Linked DNA regions of Homo sapiens: region 1 is linked to region 2. Evidence: chromatin loops called from intact Hi-C (ENCODE). Cell type or tissue: heart left ventricle. All regions are shown on one strand. Each heading gives the region's core, and the rest is flanking DNA. Links, peaks and the distances in the headings are about the cores only.

The links. A loop is a pair of places that touch in the nucleus more often than their neighbours do. Peaks named below come from ENCODE experiments on the same cell type or tissue, not always from the same donor. Only the 100,000 strongest peaks of a DNase experiment are listed, where the experiment ranks them.
Region 1: it touches region 2 in a loop (2.5-fold over the local background); 2 of 110 quality-filtered maps call a loop at or near these places.

What each region holds. Positions count from the first base shown.
Region 1 is chr9:106,227,557-106,230,474 of GRCh38, forward strand. All of the region lies in intron 3 of LOC107987108 (a long non-coding RNA gene), which reads left to right. Among named protein-coding and RNA genes, the nearest start is that of MIR8081, 370 kb to the right of the region's middle. In heart left ventricle, for the core only: no CTCF peak of the experiment used is centred there; a DNase peak (open chromatin) is centred at 1,549; H3K27ac peaks cover 224 bases.
Region 2 is chr9:105,913,642-105,916,559 of GRCh38, forward strand. No RefSeq gene overlaps it. Among named protein-coding and RNA genes, the nearest start is that of TMEM38B, 220 kb to the left of the region's middle. In heart left ventricle, for the core only: no CTCF peak of the experiment used is centred there; no DNase peak of the experiment used is centred there.

The DNA of each region.
Region 1 (2,918 bases), core at 102-2,601, 310 kb after region 2:
TGCCAACTCTGGGATCGCACAACCTGAATGCAGATCTCACCTCCACTGCATACTGGCTGTAGGTCCTTTGCATAAGAAATATAATTTCTTATTACCTTGTTTATAAAATGAAGGCATATATAATGATGTTACTCATTTCACTGGATAGTCTATGCACAAAGAGAAGCAAAATTGTGACGTGATTTTAATTTTAGTTGCTGGAGACAGATTGCTTGGGTTTGTATTTCTGTCTTACCATCTTCTACCTGTGTGACTTTGAGCAAGTCACTTAACATTTACCACAGGTTTTAGAAAGGCAATCATTTCTTAAGCAAATGGTTAAATGTCCTATTTTTATGATATTTTTCAACTGTCATCTTTGAGTAGCTGTAGTTTCAGGTTCTGAGTCAAGAGAATCCATTATTAAAATTATAATTGCTTTCATTTGCATATCACTTTACAGTTTAGTAATTTCCTCGTTGTCACTGGCCAGTCCTTTTGAGATTTTCTGTGGAGTCACCAATGGAATAGTGGTAACTAAAATATTTCAGCAGCTAGAACTGACAAATTGATGGTCAATGTTTATCTTGTACCTCCTTCCTATAAGCACATGTTATAGAGACAGCTATTACACAGTAGAAATTACTTGGAAAGAAGAGTTCAATGACCTGGGTTTAAATCTTAATCCTGTCATTTATCAGTGAGGTGGCTTGGTAAATTGCTTAAAATCTTTTGACCCTATAGAGTTTCATGTATAAGCATCATTATTGAAAATGCATATACAGATGGATCAACTGGAGCTTTGGAGGTCAGGGAAAATCCAGAAAAAAGGAAGAGAAGGAAAGATTCTCTGGAAAAGAAAAATAGTCCTATAATATCTGATTAATTTTTCAAGTTACTCTCTGTATATGCAACTCAGGGACTAGGAATTCTCTGATGTTGGCCACTTCTGTATCCTTAATTTTTAAAAAGCTAATAAGGGCTCAGGAAGTCTTCTCCAAGGTAGTATCCAATAACACTTCCTCCTTTCCCCCTTTCAGGGTGCAAAGGAATCTAGTGAAAGCATGTTAATTTTGGAGTCACTAAATCTGAGTTCAAGTTCCAGCTCTGCTCCATTCTAATTATGTGATCTTGAGTAAGTTAAGTAACCTCAGAGGTTCCAGCTTCTTCATGTGTCGTAAAGTCATTGAAAGGCTTCATAAATGAATGTGGACCTCCCCACACAGATCTTGGCATATAGCAAAGGCTCAATGTCCCTTTTGTTCTGTATTTCCTTTCTTCTTTCCTTCCATCAATTGGTCTTTCCTTCCTCTCACCCTCCTTTCTGCTGGCTCCCCTGACCCTCTGCTCCTTTGACTAAGTGGATTCAGTTCTGGAGACAGAATGGCTTATGGTTCATTTCAGGACACAGATATTTTGAGCTGTTTGTTTTCCAGCTTACAGTCATGTTTTCCAATTCAGGTTACGTTTCCTGCTGGAAAACTGGGCCCTCACAAGAGCTTTTGGCAGTCACAGACTGATTTGGTTGAGAACTATCCCTTCCTTGGCAGGCAGTTGAGGAGAGCCACTCTGTGTGTGCGGGTGGTAATTCACACTCCTTCTCCGAGGTTGGACTGCTCCCCAAAGCCACTACCCACACAGCTCCATCTCCCTTGATATAGAGACACCCTTTTCCAGCTTAATGGTTATATGCTTCCTTGGAAGTAGAATGCAGAAGGACTGAAATAGATAAAGCTTAGCTTTGCTCATCTTCTTTGTCAGAAGCTGGGTATGAACTATTGGGCTTTAAAGACCCTGGAAAGGAGATGATGGGGAGAAAAGCCTCAGCCATTCCTGTAATTCTGTGGAAATTGATGCTCATTTACTGGGACATCCCGTGGTTCCTAGACCTTGCCTCTTATTAGTCTCTGCTGGCTTTGATACTTGATACTGGATTTATCTGAAACTTGGGTGGTCATACTTGGTACTGCCTACACTTTATGTCCCTTCCTAGTCTTGTTTCCCAGTGCTAATTACCGTCTCTTGCCTTCCAGTCCAGAAGAGCTTGCTAGTGTTTTATCTTAGCCTTTTTTTTTTTTTTTTTTTTTTAGTCTTCCCTTTAATGTTTCCATCTTGAGCCTAATTTAACATGTCTGAAAACAAACACAGTAACTGTATCCCAGCTTTTCCTGTCCTCCTCAGTTCAGGGAACACCATCATTAGCCCAGGAGTATAAGCTGGAGACCTGGGGATTATTTTAGATTCTTCCATGTTTCTTTCTGTCCTCAGTCATCTAGAACTGGCCAGTTCCTAAATATCTCTTGAATTTTTTTCTTCCTAATCTCAATTTCCCAATTCCACTACTCAGGTATAGACTTTATTATTTCTCATTTTTATTATTGCAAAATCCTTCTGTGATTTTTAATCTTATATATCAACTTGGCTGGCCAAGGGATACCCAGATAGCTGGTAAAACATTATTTCTAGGTGTGTCTGTAAGATTATTTTCAGAAGAAATTAGCATTTGAATCAGTTAGCTAAGTAAAGAAGATCTGACCTCACTGACATGGGCAGGTATCATCTAATTTGTTGAGGACCTGAATAGAACAGAAAGGTGGGAGAAGGGCTAATTTTTTCTCTCTTTTTCTCCCTCTCTCTTGGCTTGAGCTAATACATCCATCTTCTCTTAACCTTGGACATTGGAGCTTCTGGTTCTTAGACCTTTAACCTTGGACTGAAACTTATACCATTGGTTCTTCTGGTTCTCAGGACTTTCGACTTGGTCTAAGTTTCACCGCTAGCTTTCTTGGTTTTCCAGCTTGCAGATGGCATATCATGGGATTCCTTGGCCTCCATATTTATGTGAGCCAGTTCCCATAGTAAATCTCCTCCTATATATCTTTATATAGCCTGTTGGTTCTGTTTCTCTGGAGAACCCTAATTCATTTCCCTCCTTCTTT
Region 2 (2,918 bases), core at 198-2,697:
AGCCTGCTACCTGGAGACTTCCTCTGCATAATGGGAACTCTGGTCTCCACAAACGCTTTTTTTAACTCAGACATTGCTTTCTATTAATTCTGAGGCGTTAGATAATAATTTAACTTTTTCAACCAATTGCTAATCAGAAAATCTTTGAATCTGCCTGTGACCTGGAAGCCCCTGCTTCCAGCGTCCTGCATTTCCAGACCGAAGCAATGAACATCTTACATGTATTGATTGATGTCTTATGTCTCCCTAAGATGTATAAATTCAAGCCCTATCTTGACTACCTTGGGCACGTGTTCTCAGGATGTCCTGGGGCTGTGTCATGGACTGTGGTCACTTATATTTGGCTCAGGATAAATCCCTTCAAAATATTTTAGAGTTTGACTCTTTTTGTTGATAGTAGAAACAGCTAGCTTTAAATGAGCATTTCCTACCTGCTAGCTTCAGAGTTATATTATCTTGTTCATTTTTCATATGAATTTCATATGAGTGAGATGTTTACTTTTACCTCCCAATGAGGAAACCAAGGAATAGAAAAGGTAAGTATCTTGCTCAAGGTCCTGGGATTAGTAATTGGTATTGCTGAGGTTTGAACTCAGGCTGTCAGGTACTGCTTCTATGCTGCTGATAAATGTATTCTTTAAATGAGTATTATTTTGCTCTGAAGAATCTCTGAGTACTGATGAACTTGTGTTAGAAACATGCTGTTTCCTTCCCAGTCCCTGGAGAACAATGTCTGTTAGGAGTTACATGCATAGTGTCTCCCCAGCCATGAGGAGGGTCTTTCTGATGGTCAAGCTCGATCATTGCAGGCCCATGGAGACCCCCACTGTGGTGCAGCTCTGCATAAATAAAGATCAGCACAAGTGAAACTGCCATTGAGCTAACAAAAGAAATTGATTACAGAGAATTGCATTGAAAGGATTGTAAGTTAAAGACACGGACTTGCTAAAGCAAAGCTATTCTGAGTTAAACAGTGTTCATCACTAGTAAGAAATAGAAAAAAATAATTTTTTAAGGAGCCATTTGTATAAGTCACAATTTTTTCTAATCCCTGTGATTTTCTCCAAATACACATCACTAACGAAATAGTTTTGTTTCCTTACCCACCCATCTTTTTTCTTTTCTGATTTCAGTGCAAAGTTAGAATAGGGAAAGGAAGTGATGGTCCTTTATTGGTTTAAAAATACTTAAGTGTTTTTACACTGTGGGAAACTTGGATTTTCATTTAATGCAGTGGAAAGAACACTGGGTTGTGTTAGAGATTTGGCTTCCAGTCCTGGTTCTGTGTGATGGAAATGTGTTTACCTTGAGGGAAACACATTCCTTCTCTGGGTCTTCTATTCCTCATCTGTTGGGGTTGGTGAAGGTGATTTTTAAAGTTGTCTAAGTCTGGATGCCACATGTCAAAGCAGGTCAAGGCAAGGCAAGGCAAGTCCATTTAGTCAATCAATACCATTGGAGTTCCCATTAAGCATCAGACCTTGTGCTGGGTGCGGGAGTACCAACAGTGAAAACAAAGACATGGAGCTTCAGGCCAGTGTAGTTGTAGCTGGGATTATATCCTACCACTGTGTGGGATTATATCCTACCACTGTGTAGGATTATATCCCACCACTGCCTCTCGCTAGCTAGGGAATCACAGTTCCGTTGTTTTGCTTTTGTGCTCCATTTTCCTCATGAGACTGTTGTGCTAACAAATGTATACATGTCAAGAGATTTCCATGGTGCCTGGCACTTAGTAAACATTTAAATAACATTGGCTTTTACTAGAATTATTATTGGAGGAGGGAGGCAGATGCTAATCAAATAATCACATATAAGCATAACAAAATCAATTTCCTAAATGTTCTGAGAAGGATTTCCTGTTATCAGAAGGATTTCCTTAGCCTGGGAAGTAGTGATTGAGGTTAAGCTCTGAAGGATAAGTTCATTAGTTGAAGGGAGAGTTGAAGGGAGAGTGGAATAGAGTCTTAGGGAGGTGGAACAACATAGCAAAACTTCTATAGAGGGCAGAAGCACAGATTTTTGGGAACTTAAAATAGGCCAGAACAAAGAAGAACAAGGAGAAACATGGCAAGAAAGGCATTTAGAGAGGGGAACAGGGACCATTTGAGCCTAAGATGTTAGAAAACTGGTTTTTCATTTGCTTAATGGAGGTCAGGGTTCCAGTTACAGCCATGTCTCTGATACCCTGAAGTGCTGTTTGACAGGGTTTTGGCTTTCTTTAGGGTAGAATCTAGGAGGAACCAGCTTCTGAGTGACACTGGGACAGTACATGTGATGAGTGATGGCTCAGAAGGGTTGGTATCACCTGGACCGTCATGTTCTTAGGTCATGCTTCAGGGACCAAAGTCCCAGACTTAGGTCTCATCATTTCAATGCCCTCTTCAATGTCCTATGGCTGGTCAGATCTGAATAGAGATGAAAGGCCAAACTGAATTTTTCCCTGTCTATAGGGAGACAAGTCTTAACAGGCCTTCAGCTATTGGGATCACATTCATTATTTAAGAATCTGAAAAAACTTGGGGATTATCTATCTAGAGAGATGCATCTACATGTTTGAACCCAAATTTGAGTGCATTTTTAGGTTGGGTATGTAGGTCCCCATGAAACTCATTCATGGTCCCAGTTATATATCCTTTCACTGTGTCTTAGTGCATTTAGTGTTGCTATAAAGAAATATCTGAGGCTGAGTAGTTTATAAAGGAAAGAGGTTTATTTGGCTCATGGTTCTGCAGGCCGTTCAAGAAGCATCATGCTGACATCTGCTCAGCTCCTGGTGGGGGCTTTTGTGTTGTGTTGAAACATGGCAGAAAAGGTCAAAAGGGGAGAAGGCATGTGCACAGGGGGATCAAACCCAAGGGTTGTTCTGGTTTTATAACAGCCCACTCTCATGGGAACTAATTCATTCCCCTAAG